2 separate regions of the Homo sapiens genome follow, and region 2 is linked to region 1. Evidence: chromatin loops called from intact Hi-C (ENCODE). Cell type or tissue: B cell. All regions are shown on one strand. Links, peaks and the distances in the headings refer to the core of each region. The heading gives the core; the rest is flanking DNA.

Region 1 (7,812 bases), core at 1,638-5,637:
TTTTTTTTTTTTCCTACGAAGTCTCACTCTGTCACCCAGGCTGGAGTGCCCCAGCATGATCTTGGCTCACTGCAACCTCTGCCTCCCGGGTTCAAACAATTTTCATGCCCCAGCCTCCCAAGTAGCTGGGATTACAGGCATGCATCACCATGCCTGGCTAAATTTTTTGTATTTTTAGTAGAGATAGTATTTCACCATGATGGTCAGGCTGGTCTCAAACTCCTGGCCTGAAATGATCTGCCCGTCTTGGCCTCCCAAAGTGTTGGGTTTACAGGCGTGAGCCACTGCACCCAGCCTGCATTTCTTTTTTTATTAAGATAGTTCAAGTTAGGTTTCTCTTTCTTGACCCCAAAGGATCCTTGACTTTATCACCACAGGTAGGGTTTATCCTCATTTTACAAATAAAGGGACTGAGACTCAGGCATGTTAAGAGATTTGTCCAAGGCCCACAGCCTTGAGCTTTTTCCATTACACATCTATTTCTCCCTTCCAGCCAGTTTTGTTTGAGATAACACAGAACCAATTTCCTTATGTCAATTCAGATTCAATTGCAAGAAAAACAAAACAAAACTCTGGCCACATAAACAATGAATTTATTGGAAGTTTATTGGCTAGCTCATAGTATAGAAGTAATTGAACACCCAGGCCTTGCAAAGATCTTGAATCAGAAAAGTTCAGATCTCAGGACTGGGAACTTGTGTGCTTCCTCTTTAAACAATTGCCAGCAGATCATCAGGTTCAACCCCCTGCAGTATCTGTGTACCTAATATTGCCTCGGCTTGAGCTGAGGTCACACCACTGCACTCCAGCCTGGTAGACAGAGTAAGACTCTATCTCAAAAAGAAAAATACTAAATCAAGATTAAGTTTACATGGTGTGTAATGCAAAATAAAACAGTAATTATAATTTGTTTTATGAATAAGAATGGCAAGATAGCCTGTCTCCACAAAAAGCAAATATAGCTTAAGAACACTTTAGGGCCAGGCATGGTGGTTCATCCCGGTAATCCCAGCACTTTGGGAGGCTGAGGTGAGTGGATTGCTTGAGCCCAGGAATTTGAGACCAGCCTGGGCAAAATGGCAAAACTCTGTCTCTATCATATATATATATATATATATATATATATATATATATATATATATATATATATATATATGATAGAGCTATATTACATATATATAATTTTTAATTTGTTTTTATTTATTTAATTTTATTTTTGAGACAGTCTCACTCTGTCACCCAGGCTAGAATGCAGTGGTGCGATCACAGCTTACCGCAACCTCTGCTTCCCAGGTTCAAGCAATCCTCCCACCTCAGCCTCCCAAGTAGCTGGAACTGTAGGCATGTGCCACCATACCTGGCAAATCTGTGTGTGCATGTGTGTGTGTGTGCACGCCCAGGCTGCTCTTGAACTCTTGGGCTCAAGTAACCCACCAGTCTCAGCCTCCCAAAGTGCTGGGATCACATGCATATTAAAGCTTGCTGCAAATTTCCAAGTATTGCCAGCATTTGTAAATGTGTCCACTTTAGGTAATACAGTACACTTGTCCATTTATTATATGTTGGACCAGGATTATTTCTGTGACAAAATATTCATGTTCTGTCTCTGCATTTAAAAACTACTGTTTCTGGCCAGGCGCAGTGGCTCATGCCTGTAATCCCAGCACTTTGGGAGACGAGGCGAGCGGATCACCTGAGGTCGGGAGTTTGAGACCAGCCTGACCAATATGGAGAAACCCCATCTCTACTAAAAATACAAAATTAGCTGGGCATGGTGGCACATGCCTGTATTCCCAGCTACTTGGGAGGCTGAGGCAGGAGAATCGCTTGAACTCAGGAGGCAGAGGTTGCGGTGAGCAGAGATTGTGCCACTGCACTCCAGCCTGGGCAACAAGAGCAAAACTCCATCTCAAACAAACAAACAAACAAACAAACAAACAGTTTCTTTTCCATTTTCTCCAATGAAATTTTATTAGCAGTCACTTAAAAATCGATGTTCTGGCTGGGCGCGGTGGCTCACGCCTGTAATCTCAGCACTTTGGGAGGCCGAGGTGGGCGGATCACTTGAGGTCAGGAGATCAAGACCATCCTGGCTAACACAGTGAAACCCCATCTCTACTAAAAACACAAACAATTAGCCGGGCGTGTTGGCAGCTGCCTGTAATCCCAGCTACTCGGGAGGCTGAGGCAGGAGAATGGCTTTAACCTGGGAGACGGAGCTTGCAGTGAGCCGAGATGGTGCCACTGCACTCCAGCCTGGGAGACAGAGCAAGACTCTGTCTCAAAAAAAAAAAAAAAAAAAAAAAAAAAAATCGATGTTCTGAAGGGCTATTTTTTTAAATTTTAATTTAATTTAATTTTTTTTGAGATGGAGTCTTGCTCGGTCGCCTAGGCTGGAGAGCAGTGGCGCGATCTTGGCTCACTGCAACCTCAGCCTCCCGGGTTCAAGCGATCAAGCAATTCTCCTACCTCAGCCTCCTGAGTAGCTGGGAATACTAAAGAGCAGTGGTGCATTCATAGCTCACTGTAGCCTCGACCTCCTGGGCTCAAGCCATCCTCCAGCCTCAGCCTCCTGAATAGCTGGGATTACAGGCATGTGCCACCATGCTTGGCTAATTAAAAATTTTTTAGGGAGGGGGATAGAGACAGGGTCTTGCAGGTTCACGACCACATAGGCTGGTCTTGAACTCCTGGACTCAAGTGATCGTCCTGCCTCAGCCTCCCGAGTAGCTAGGACTACAGGTGCTCACCACCAGATCCAGCTAAAGGGCTTTTCATCATTGATAAACCCTCAAAGTATATTTTAATCCCTGGCATTTTTATGTGAACATACCTACTGCACTGCATCATGAATTTTATATGTGGTAGACTGATTCGTTAGGGCTCCTCAAATTGCAGGTGAACCAAAATCCATGAAAAAAAAGTGTATTTAAAGGATGGGAAGATACTGCAAGACGCCAGAGCAGGGAAACTAAGCACCTCAGCCCAGAACCAAGGATGTGATGCCTTTTGTCAAGACAAACTAGCCTCTGCTTTCCTCCAAGTAGTGATCTATTTCCTTCAGGCCTCTCTGGCTGAAAGTATGGCCACTGAAACCTTGGGAACACATTCTTATGATTCCACAGCCTGTCAAAGACAAAACCCAAGCAAATAAGGAAATTGATTTTATTCAGGCTGTTGTGATAGGGCAAGCACCTTAGATCTGAAGGTCAGACTCTTGACAGGGTATGTTTGTCCGACACTTATAGGGAGGAGTCGGTAATTCACAGGTGGGGTGTTTTATAGTTGGAATTGTTTTTGTGATCAAGCTGAATCTCAATCAGCTGAACAGGAAATATCTCTATGGCTAGCTAGTCTCAGAGGGACAAACAGTTCCCCTTATGAGACAAATAATGCAAATTTGGAGAGTCTGTGTCTGGTCTTGCCATAAGTAAACAGTGGTATCATCAGTGGTCTTATCTAAGTCCTATCCAGAAGAGTGATTCTTTGTAGTAAGCTGGGACAAAGAGTGTGTGTGTCAGCGTGGGGGTGAGGGGGGTTGGGGGGGCAGGTGGTTCTTAACCATCTCAGTTTTCCAGAAGTGTAGGACTTACACAGAGTTCAATGTTATGAAAACAGGAGAAAGACTATTCCACCAGCTGAGACACTCTGAAGAGAGCGCCATGTGCTTGGTCACATGTTTATCTGCTTATCTCTCCTTCAAATCATTGTGGTCCAGTGAGAGGAGGTGCTGTGAATAATTCAGCTTGTGTTATGCCCACTCCTATTGTTAGCATAGTAGAGAGAAGGGGGCCCGGGAAGATCAAGAAAAATCACCACCACAGTGGGCAAACTGTCAGAATTTAATTCCAGTGGAACTTAATTTGAAAACTTTTTCTTTTTCTTTCTTTTTTTTTTTTTTTTTGAGACAGAGTTTTGCTCCTGTTGCCCAGGCTGGAGTGCAATGGCATGATCTCAGCTCACCGCAACCTCCACCTCCCGGGTTCAAGTGATTCTCCTGCCTCAGCCTCCCAAGTAGCTGGGATTACAGGCATGCATCACCACGCCCGGCTAATTTTTTGTATTTTTAGTAGAGACGGGGTTTCTCCATGTTGGTCAGGCTGGTCTCGAACTCCTGACCTCAGGTGATCCGCCTGCCTTGGCCTCCCAAAGTTCTGAGATTACAGGTGTGAGCCACCATGCCTGGCCGAAAACTTTTTCTTATAGCAGAAAAAGACACAAACCTTTGTTCAAAATTAGATACAAAAATAGATAAAATTAGATAGTGGCACTGTAATGATGCTCCTAAGTTACCATGAATCTTTTTCTTGACCTTTAGACAGTCCAAGAAGTCTCACGTGACATCCCACGTTTCCTTCCTCATTCAAATCGCCCCTCCCTCTTTCAAATCTCAATTCTATAAAATTGAGATGGCAAGGCCAGGCGTGGTGGTTCACGCTTGTAATCCCAGCACTTTGGGAGGCCGAGGCAGGCAGATTACCTGAGGAGGCGGGCGGATCACCTGAGGTCGGGAGTTAGAGACCAGCCTGACCAACACGGAGAAATCCTGTCTCCACTAAAAATACAAAATTAGCCGGGGGTGGTGGCACATGCCTGTAATCCCAGATATCCAGGAGGCTGAGGCAGGAGAATCGCTTGAACCTGGGAGGCGGAGGTTGTGGTGAGCCGAGATCATGCCATTGCAATCCAGCCTGGGTAACAACAGCAAAACTCCGTCTCAAAAAAAAAAAAAAAAAATGAGACGGCAAATGTTAAGAAGCGTTGGTAATATTTCAAGTTACTCTGTTTTTGACAATTCTTTTGGCGGTACTTCCTAATTTCCCATCCTACCTCAAGGTGTAATTTGGCTTAATGTGAGCTAGAGGTCACAGAAATCCCTGTTCCAGAGATCCCTGTTCCCAACACCTAAGAGCTTTAAAGCCTCAAGATATCTGAATCAGTAAGGTGGGAAAACAGCCTATTGCAATAATGCTCCAGGGAAATTGGATTCCTTGGGCCAAAATAAGCAAATATAGACAGGAAGTCTTAGAGCTTAAGAAACACAGAAGAGTTTTTAAATCCTCACCTTTCCATTCCAACCAGCGAAAATGCAAACAGGGAAAAAGAGCTCAGAAATCTCTTCTTGTGAATAATTGGATTTCCAACCAGTAGTTAATTGGGCTTAATGTAATCACAGGTTATTCAATCAGGCTGCTATTGGTGAAATCTACGTGGTTTTCTTTTTTTGACCCTTAAAATTGTAACCCAGGTGTTACCTAGGGGCTTTGTTGAACTTGGAGAACTAGGTAATCTTGGCTACAACATCTAGGGTCTAAGGTAGTTGAAAGACGACTCTATACTTTTAGTGGTTTAATTTCACGTAGGCTTCACTGTCTCTGTTCCTGCTCCAGGTCACATCTGAATAAGAGGCTGCATCTCATTTGTGGGTGCTCACTAGAAATCCCACTGCACCAAGCATCTCATGATTTTATTGAAGGCTTGTGGGCTGCAGTAAAGGGTTGTCACATGCCAGATGATGTGACCACTGTCTCTCTGGCTCTCAATGACTTTCCTCACTTCCTCTCTGATCAGGACCCCTTCCAAAATCCCACAGTCCCTACATATTGCCTTGTGAAACTCCCTGGAAAGTTATGTAAATAAGTGTCCCCTCCCCTATATAATTTAACTCAAAGCCCACCCAGGCCTATTTGGATTCCTCTGCTCACTGGTACTCTGGTACCAACTTTTCCTCTAATTACATCAACACTGTGAGATATCTTTTAGGGTATTTTTTTTTTTTTTTTTTTTTTGAGATGGAGTCTGGCTCTGTCGACCAGGCTGGAATGCAGTGGCGTGATCTCAGCTCACTGCAAGCTCCACCTCCCAGGTTCATGCCATTCTCCTGCCTCAGCCTCCCAAGTAGCTGGGACTACAGGCGACCACCACCACGCCTGGCTAATTTTTCTATTTTTAGTAGAGATGGGGTTTTACCATGTTAGCCAGGATGGTCTCGATCTCCTGACCTTGTGACCTGCCTGCCTCGGCCTCCCAAAGTGCTGGGATTGCAGGCGTGAGCCATGGCACCCAGCCAGGGTATTTTCTTTTTTTTAGATGGAGTCTTGCTCTGTTGCCCAGGCTGGAGTGCAGTGGTGCGATCTCCTCTCACCGCAACCTCCACCTCCCAGGTTCAAGAAATTCTTCTGCCTTAGCCTCCCAAGTAGCTAGGATTACAGGCACGTGTCACCATGCCTGGCTAATTTTTGTATTATTAATAGAGATGGGGTTTCACCATGTTGCCAGGCTGGTCTTGAACTCCTGACCTCAAGTGATCCACCCGCCTCAGCCTCCCAAAGTGCTGGGATTACAGGCATGAGCCACCACGCCTGGCCATTTTAGTGTATCTTTCTAGTTCCTGATGATAGTTCTCTAAAAACTGGATGTTGGTGACCCTGTACCCCTAGCCACACTTGACTGAACTAGTTTGACTGATCTGAGCTGGGTCAATCAAGTCCTCTTACCTGAGAATTTTATGTTAGAACTAACGGTCTTTACTTTTCATCCCTGTGTAGGGCTGGTCCTGAAGCATGTATATTCAGAGCTGAGGGGCAGCCAGTGTCTGGAGAGAGAGAAATCTGGTCTACAGAGAAAGAAGGCTGAGGCAGGTGGATCACTTGAAGTCCGGAGTTCAAGACCAGCCTGGTTAAAATGGTAAAACCCTGTCTCTATTAAAAATACAGGGCCAGGCGTGGTAGCTCATACCTGTAATCCCAGCACTTCGGGAGGCCAAGGCGGGCAGATCATGAGGTCAGAAGTTCGAGATCAGCCTGGCCAGCATGGTGAAACCCTGTTTCTACTAAAAATACAAAAAATTAGCCAGGCATCATGGCACATGCTTGTAGTCTCAGCTACTTGGGAGGCTGAGTCAGGAGAATTGCCTGAACCCAGCAGGCGGAGGTTGCAGTAAGCTGAGATTGCGCCACTGCACTCCAGTCTGGGCAACAGAGTGAGACTCCACCTCAAAAAAAAAAAAAAAAAAAAAAAAAAAATTAGCCGAGCATGTTTGCACATGCCTGTAGTCCCAGCTACTTAGGAGCCTGAGGTGGGAGGATCTCTTGAACCCAGGAGGTGGAGATTGCAGTGAGCTGAAATGGCACCACTGCACTCCAGCCTGGGTGACAGAGCGAGACTCTGTCTCCAAAAATAATAATAATAAATAAATAAAAATAAATGTTTTTTGTAGAGACAGGGTCTCACTATATTGCCCAGGCTGGTCTCAAACTCCGGGGCTCAAGTGATCTGCCCACCCAGACCTTCCAAAGTGCTGGGATTACAGGTGTGAGCCACCGTGTCCGGCAACCATCACTACTACCTGTTTCCAGAACTTTTTCATTATCCCAAATAGAAACTCTGTATTCACTTAAAAATGATTCCCCAATCTGGCTGGGCACAGTGGCTCATGCCTGTAATCCTAGCACTTTGGGAGGCCGAGGCTGGCAGATCACAAGGTCAGGAGTTGGAGACCAGCCTGACCAACATAGTGAAACCCCATCTCTACTTAAAATACAAAAATTAGCTGGGCATGGTAGTGGGCGCCTGTAATCCCAGCTACTCAGGAGGCTGAGGCAGGATAATTGCTTGAACCTGGGAGGCGGAGGTTGCAGTGAGCCAAGATGGTGCCACTGCACTCCAGCCTGGGTGACAGAGCAAGACTCTGTCTCAAAACAAACAAAAACCCCATCCATTCTGCTTAGCCCCTGGTAACCTCTATTTTACATTCTGTCTCTGTGAGTTTGCTTATTCTAGGTACCTTATATAAGTGTAATCATATCCTAT
Region 2 (7,812 bases), core at 1,942-5,941, 900 kb after region 1:
GAACCCTCATCCTGTAAACTGCATATATTCATCACTAAACAGGCAAAATCATGACTGGAGGGAAAGAGACCCGAATGGCAATAGTGCTTCCTCCTGGGTGGTGGGGTTCTGGGTAAGTCTGGTCGTCTTTGCATTCTTCCATATTTTCTAAATTTTCTAAGACGAATTGCTTTTATAGTTAGGGGGAAAAATGAGTAGGTGGTGTTTCATGAGCCACTTTCCAAGGCTGATGAGAAAGCCAGCATTGGTCAGGTTTTAGTGAGGCCTCTTTCCCTCCCTAGGGTCATGCAATATTCTTGGGGGTCCTGTACACAGCAGAACATTCAGGGAAGAGTCTCACATCACCCCTGATGTGACAGCAAGGGTGGGCCTCTGCCAGATACCCCCCTGAGGTCCTGCCAGGTCTTAGCAAGTGCCTAGGCCAGGTGTACCATTCTCTATTGCTTGCGAAACCTGCACACTGAACCACCAGCCCCTTCCCAACTTTAGGAAAAGTGTCCCAAATCTTGCAGTGAGACCAAAACAGATTCATATCCAAATACACTGTCCCCTCACTGGGGTCAGAAAAGTGTGACAAGGACAATGGACCACTGACCACTGCAGGAAGAAGCTCCAGCACCTACAGAATCAGGAAGCGTTGTGGAAAGGCCGAGGGAACCACAGCGTGAGGGCCAGGAAAGCAAGGGTGGGGTCCTGTGCAGCCCCTGAGTCTGGCACTGGGCTCAGAGGAGTAGCGAAGCCCAAGTGGAAGGAGGATACAGAGACTGCTGCGGTTAAGGGCACACTGGAGGGTTTGACCTGTCAGTCTGCAAAGATGGAGACAATGACTCCAAAGGAAACCATGGAGATCTGGAATGTGTGGCCCTGGGCCACATCTCCATCTTTCTTTCTTTTTTTTTTTTTTTTTTTTTTTTTTGCAGAGTCTTGCTCTGTCACCCAGGCTGGAGTGCAGTGGCGCGATCTCGGCTCACTGCAGCCTCCGCCTCCCGGGTTCAAGTAGTTCTTCTGCCTCAGCTTCCTGAGTAGCTGGAATTACAGGCATGCGCCACCACACCCTGCTAATTTTTTGCACTTTTAGTAGAGATGGGGTTTCACCATGTTGGCCAGGCTGGTCTCAAACTCCTGACCTCAAGAGATCCGCCCACCTCCGCCTCCCAAAGTGCTGGGATTACAGGCATGAGCCACCGTGCCCAGCCTGTCTCCATCTTTCTGATGACTCCCCAAGTCCATCCATGAGCCCAGATCTAGGGTTTCGAGGGGAGAAGGGGGACGGAAGATACTCTAGGGCTTCCCACATCCCAGGACCCTGATCCTGCACCTGTCAAGGTCAGTTTGCCCTCTTGGTGGCTGGACCTTGAGACTACTGGCCTGAAGACATTCAGTGTATCTTCATTCAATTCAACGTATTTCTTCTCCATCAGATCAGAAAAATGGAATGGTCCTCTACCAGGAATAAGTTTGATTTGGTTTAAGCACAGCAGGGGCAAGAATGTGCCAGAGAGCTTTAACGTGTCTTCCTGGGCGACCTCCTGGGGCCCTCGCAGTCCCCAACAGCCTCTCCCGAGCTCTCACTGAGCCCTTGACCATGCCGCCATCTGCTCCAGCTCCAGCCTTCTTCCTCTGCCCTGCACTTGAAGCAGGAGCTCTAAGCCCATTAGCTCATTTGTGCTATAAGGCCTAAAATGAAGGCCTACTATGTGCCACCGTGACAACTGGTAAAATTGGGAGGGCCTCGGATGGTCTAACCACAAGTTCCCCCTCCACCTCTGTTCCTGTGGATAAGGTCCTCTGGCCAGACAACCTCCTTATCCGGGAGACCAGATGCAGTTCCTGCTTCTCTCTGAGTTTCAGTTCCCTGCCAGCCCTCAGAACTATTCAGCCAAGTCAACCACGTCCTCCCATGGGCAGCAGGGGCACCTCGCCCTCTTGGTACTACAAAGCCTGCTTCCACAGCCCCAGGTGGTTCACATTGCTCCTGAGTGTGACTCCCCTGTGGCTGGTGTGGAGTGCTGAGTCCTCCCTGGGGCTGTGAGCATATATGACTGATAAACTGCTGTCAACATATCTGTCCAGTGCTGGGTGTCAAGTGTTCACGCATCCCGTAACCATAGGGTGACATCCTCCCGCACTAATGGGGTGAAAAAGAATTGATTAAAGCACCTTAAGTTCTCCCAGTGGTGGGGAGGCTTGGTGGCTGGCCAGGGCTTGCAGAGCCAGTGAGGTAAGACATCCAGCAATGTGTACAAGTGGGAACTGGGCCTAGGGCTCCCTCAGCCTGAGGCTCTATTCCCGAGAAAGGCTTTCCCCATGGGGCTGCCCCAGGCCCAGAGGTCTGGACCACATCCACTTACTTTATCAGGCCTCTTATAGATTAAAAACCAAAGACATACCAAGATGCGGATATAAATCCTGTGGCAGGTTTTAAATGCTTACATTTAACAAATAACTGCTCCTAACATTAAAACCTCACTTGGAACCATCCCCAACATCTAAATATAAAGAGGCAATTGTGAATGTGAGGCTTAGGCCAGGAGGCTCCCTGCCCCCGGCCACCAGGCTGAGCCCCGTGTCTGGAGGGGCAGCATGTGGGCCACACTGCCTGCACCAGGCCTGCCCAACGACCATGCGGCCAGGGCTCCCCTCCCTCCTCACCCCTTCCTTCATTCCTCTTCTTTCCCTGCTCCTCCCTCCTCCTTCTCTATCCACTTCCCTTCCTCCTCCTCATCCCCACTTTCTCCTCCCACCCATCTTTCTCTCTCCCTGTACCCTCCTCCACTGCCTCTCCCCTCCGCTCCCACCCCCGCTCACACATCTGAGCCCTGAAAGCCTGTGGGGACCTTGTGGTCCCAGGTGGGCCCAACTGCTCACTGCTGCCTAACCCTCTCCCTCCCACCTGGGACCTGCTGGGTTGTGGCTTGTCCTAGGGGCGCCAACCTTCCAGATCTGCATGACCAGGTCTTCACTTTAACGCTGCTGGTGTGGTCAGCAAAGCCTGGACTCGTCAGGAAGGGCTTCATGATGCAGGAACTGCGGCGAGTCCTGTACCTTCGCTGTGGCCTCACCTCTGTGTCTCCTGACATCCTGACACAGCCTGGAGCTTTGCCTCCCCACCTGACACTCCCGACACCCTAACAGACCACACTGCCCAGTTGCCCTTGCCCACGAAGGCCTCACCTCTCCACAACCTGCCTTGTAGAGTGTAAGGTGGCCTCTCTGTCCCCTGTGGCCCACTCCGGGTGACTGACACGATGGCACCAACCAGGATCCTGCAGGGCAGGCACCGCCTCTCCTGCCATCCCACTCCTGCCTGGCTAAAGATCACAGCCCAGTGCTCCCAGCTGTATGTCCTCAGGACACCCTGGCGCAAGGTCTGGCTGGCCCTTCCACTTCCTTCAGCTGGACTGAGTTGTGGAGCTTGCCAGATGTTTCCAGAGAGGTGAAGGGAGGTCTCAGCTGTTGGAGTATGGGTGCTTCTAGTTTTAAAGAGGTGTGGGCTCTGCTAAAGTTTCCGTCTTTCATTCAGTCACACTCCCTGCACACCCACGGTGTGCCAGGCCCCATGCTAAGTGCTAGGGATACAGGGAGCAACAGCCAGACAGTGCCCTGTCCTCAGAGCTTTCAATGATGGCAGGCATTCAGCCAGCAATGACAATGATACTCAACAATGAGTATATAATAACTATTAGAATTTGAGGGACACAGGAGTGTACACCAGGGGCTCTGATTTCATCCAAGCCAGGGATGGAATGATAGGGGAAAGCCCATCTGCACAATTTTGGTTGGGATTTGAGGGGCAGATAGAAGAAGCTGGTCAAAAGAGTAAGAAAAGGAGGTCCTGTGGGGTCCTGGCAGGCAAGGGACCCCACAGGGAACCTGGGTTTCATGCATATGAAGTCATGGAAGAAGGCTCCTGTGGCCACAATGTGGTGAGTGGGGGCGGCCAGCAGGCTGAAGTCAGATCCCCCAGGCCTGGGATGCAGACCACTACTTAAGGCTGAATTGCTTCAGGTGGAATCCTGGTGCAGGGTCCCAGGCCTGACCCCAGAGGCTGGCTCCTCCCCAAACTGCCCCCAGCCATGTGCTCTGTTCTTTCATGGTCTCAGAGAAGAAGCTGGTCAGGACAGAGGACCCTGAGGAAGGGCTCTCTGTTTAGACAGCTCCTATCCCACTCCTTCAGGCCAGTCCTGGTCATGCTCAGGACATGGACCAGGAGCAAAGCGCCATGCTCTGCCCCTCCCTGCATGTGCCAGCCCCACTGGTCACACCCCGATGGCCCTTACATACTTACAGCTGTGCCACTGGGTAATTTAGCTCCCAGGGGTATTATATTTAAGGTTTTGTCAACAGGCTATTTATAAAATGCCTCTCAGGCGTGGAGAGGAAGCTCAGAGGGAGTAGGGGATGGGCACACTGCTCCTCCAGAATTATAGAGCTGCTAGAGAACCAGCTAGGACTGCAGAGGCAACAGGAATGTGTATGGTCATCAAGGTGGCTGTGGTCCGAGGACACATGCCCACCATCCTGGCAGCAGGGTGGCAGGTGTATGTGCTGAGACTGGCCTGCACTCAGGCTGTTCTCTGCACTGGCCACCTCAGGCCCCTCGCCCTCCCCATCTTCAGTTGTTCAGATCCCACCATTCTTCAACATTCAGCCAGGATGACCCCTCCTCCCCAAACCCCCACTGATTCTGTGGCTCCTCCTCCAGTACTGTGGCTCCTCCCCTGGTTCTGGGCTCCTCCCCCGGTTCTGTGGCTCCTCCTCTGGTTCTGTGGCTCCTCCTCTGGTTCTGTGGCTCCCCTCCCGGGTTCTGTGGCCCCTGCTCCGGTTCTGTGGCCCCCTCATCAGGTTCTGTGGCCCCTCGTCCAGTTCTGTGGCTCCTCCTCTGGTTCTGTGACTCCTCCTCTGGTTCTGTGGCTCCTCCTCTCGTTCTGTGGCTCCTCCCCTGGTTCTGTGGCTCCTCCTTCGGTTCAGTGTCTCTTCATCCGGTTCTGTGACTCCTCCTCTGGTTCTGTGGCTCCTCCTCCAGTTCTGTGGCTCCTCCTCTGGTTCTGTGACTCCTCCTCTGGTTCTGTGGCTCCTCCTCTTGTTCTGTGGCTCCTCCTCCAGTTCTGTGGCTCCTCCTCCAGTTCTGTGGCTCCTCCTTCAGTTCAGTGGCTCTTCATCCGGTTCTGTGTCTCCTCCTCTGGTTCTGTGGCTCCTCCTCCAGTTCTGTGCCTCCTCCTCTGGTTCTGTGGCTCCTCCCCTGGTTCTGTGGCTCCTCCTCTGGTTCTGTGGCTCCTCCCCTGGTTCTGTGGCTCCTCCTCTGGTTCTGTGGCTCCTCCCCTGGTTCTGTGGCTCCTCCTTCGGTTCAGTGGCTCTTTGTCCGGTTCTGTGTCTCCTCCTCCGGTTCTGTGGCTCCTCCTCCAGTTCTGTGACTCCTCCTCTGGTTCTGTGGCTCCTCCTCCAGTTCTGTGGCTCCTCTTCTGGTTCTGTGGCTCCTCCTCTGGTTCTGTGACTCCTCCTCTGGTTCTGTGGCTCCTCCTCTCGTTCTGTGGCTCCTCCCCTGGTTCTGTGGCTCCTCCTTCGGTTCAGTGGCTCTTCGTCCGGTTCTGTGGCCCCTCCTCTGGTTCTGTGGCCCCTCCTCTGGTTCTGTGGCCCCTCCTCCGGTTCTGTGGCCCCTCCTCTGGTTCTGTGTCTCCTCCTCCAGTTCTGTGGCCCCTCCTCCGGTTCTGTGGCTCCTCATGACCTTGCTGTTATCACAGCTCTACAGCTGGCTCCCACCATGGTTTAGAGAAAGGCCTCAGCTCCACGAGGCAAACAGGCAAGAGCTTTTTTTTGTTTTTTTCCTCTCCCTGAAAATCCCATAATTTGGGGTCACTTTTGGCTCTAAGGATGATGTTATCTTCAGGTATTAAAGAGTCTTATCTAGTCCAGCTAAAATCAAAACTTTATACAGCACTGTGAATATATTATCCTACTGAGCTATACACTTAAAAAAATGATCAGTAGGGTAAATTTTTATCTGTATTTTACCACAATTTAAATTTTTAAAAATCTAAAAACACTTTACTCTCACAAGCAATCTTAGCCTTTTGTCTCCCTCACTCAAGCCTGCACCTCAGCTCAGGGACTGGCAAGGGGGGCCAGTGGGGGTACATTGTTTAATGACATGAGATGAGTGGCTGTACTAGTCAGAGTCCTCCAGAGAAACAGAACCAATAGCAGCCATATATACACATAAAGAGTTTGTGAACATGGCTACTGAGAGATGGCAGACAGATTGAGAGAGAGAGAGACTTCTAAGGAATTGGCTCACATGATTATGGGGTCCGGCAAATCCAAAATCTGTAGAGCTGATGTCCTAGTTTAAGCCCAAAGGCCAGAAGTCGCTGTGGAACCAGGAAAAGCCTATGTTCCAGTTCACAGGCCATCAGGCAGAAGAATTCTTAATTGGGGGAGGGTCAGCGTTTTTGTTTTATTCAGGCCTTCAACTAATTGGATAAGGCCCAACCACGTTAAAAAAGATAACCTGCTTTACTCTGTCTACTACTTAAATGTTATTCTCAGCAAGGTGTGGTGGCACATGCCTGTAATCCCAGCATTTTGGGAGTCTGAGGCAGGTGGATCACTTGAGTCCAGGAGTTCAAGACCAGCTTGGGCAACATGATGAAACTTACATCTCTGCAAAAAATACAAAAATTAGCCAGGCATGGTGGCACGTACCTGTAGTCCCAGCTACTCAGAGGCTGAGGTGGGAGGATCACTTGAGCCTGGGAGGCAGAGGTTGCAGTCAGCTGAGATCGCACCACTGCACTCCAGCCTGGAGGCTGGGCAATGGAGCGAGATCCTATCTCAAAAAGAACAAGGCCAGTCTGGGTAACACAGCAAGACCTCATCTCTAGAAAAATAAAAATAAAAACTTTGTTTGATGTGGTGATGCACATCTGTAGTCCTAGCTGTTTGGGAAGCTGAGGAAGGAGGATCACCTGAGCCCAGGAGTTTCAGGCTGCAGTGAGCTGTGATCATGCCACTGCACTCCAACCTGGGTGACAAAGCAAGACTCTGACTCTTGAAAAAAATAGTAACAAAAAATAAGAAAAGTTATTCTCATCCAAAAACACCCTCACAGAAGCACTCGGAATAATGTCTAACCAAATATCTGGGTGGCATGTGGCCCAGTCAAGTCAACACATAAAATTAACCAACACAGAAGTACAGAGTAGAGACAGTGGGCCCTGCCCTGTTTCCAGCAGCCCTCACTACTGGCTGGTGTCCCTGGGCCTCAACTTCCGCATTTCTTCAGTGAGATAAGGTCTGTGAACCCCTCTGTAAGCTACAAATGTGTGCTGTTGGAGTTGGAGTGAGTTGGAGTTGTTGGAGTTGTTGTTGTTATGATTATTTTAGCGACCTTAGTAAATACCCTGAAGGTTGCTGAGGAACTTGGCAGGGTTCCCACGAGCAGCTGAGGTGGGGGTGGGGGTGGGGTTGAAATAATTGCCAAATACCTTCCTGGAATGTTGATTTCCAAAGGGAATTTATGGTCCCTGGTAGTCATTATTTCAGGGCGACTTATCAGAAAAACTGCCCGCAGCATCATCATAAGCACTTATTCCACAGGAAAGTTGTTTGCAAAACACAACAAACATCAATAATGATGTTCACAGAGCTGTAAATCTTCTAAGCCTGCCTTCCCTTCCTGGGACTAAGACACTTGATTTGGTTCTCCAGGAGCTCAGAAGTTTCCAAATAGATAACAGAATATCAAAGTCCATTAAGCAAGGTAATTTACAATAGTGGCAGGCCAAATTCAGGGAAATACATTAGGGCATTTTC

What was found. Hi-C counts contacts between places; a loop is a spot of excess contacts. Peaks named below come from ENCODE experiments on the same cell type or tissue, not always from the same donor. Only the 100,000 strongest peaks of a DNase experiment are listed, where the experiment ranks them.
Region 2: it touches region 1 in a loop (6-fold over the local background); 1 of 110 quality-filtered maps calls a loop at or near these places.

What each region holds. Positions count from the first base shown.
Region 1 is chr5:133,029,915-133,037,726 of GRCh38, forward strand. No RefSeq gene overlaps it. Among named protein-coding and RNA genes, the nearest start is that of ZCCHC10, 7.3 kb to the left of the region's middle. In B cell, for the core only: no CTCF peak of the experiment used is centred there; DNase peaks (open chromatin) are centred at 3,467 and 5,507; H3K4me3 peaks cover 2,464 bases; H3K27ac peaks cover 3,111 bases.
Region 2 is chr5:133,931,066-133,938,877 of GRCh38, forward strand. All of the region lies in intron 3 of LOC105379182 (a long non-coding RNA gene), which reads right to left. Among named protein-coding and RNA genes, the nearest start is that of WSPAR, 21 kb to the left of the region's middle. RefSeq lists enhancers at 2,103-2,730, 2,193-2,252. In B cell, for the core only: no CTCF peak of the experiment used is centred there; DNase peaks (open chromatin) are centred at 2,826, 3,366, 4,316 and 5,685; H3K4me3 peaks cover 3,058 bases; H3K27ac peaks cover 4,000 bases.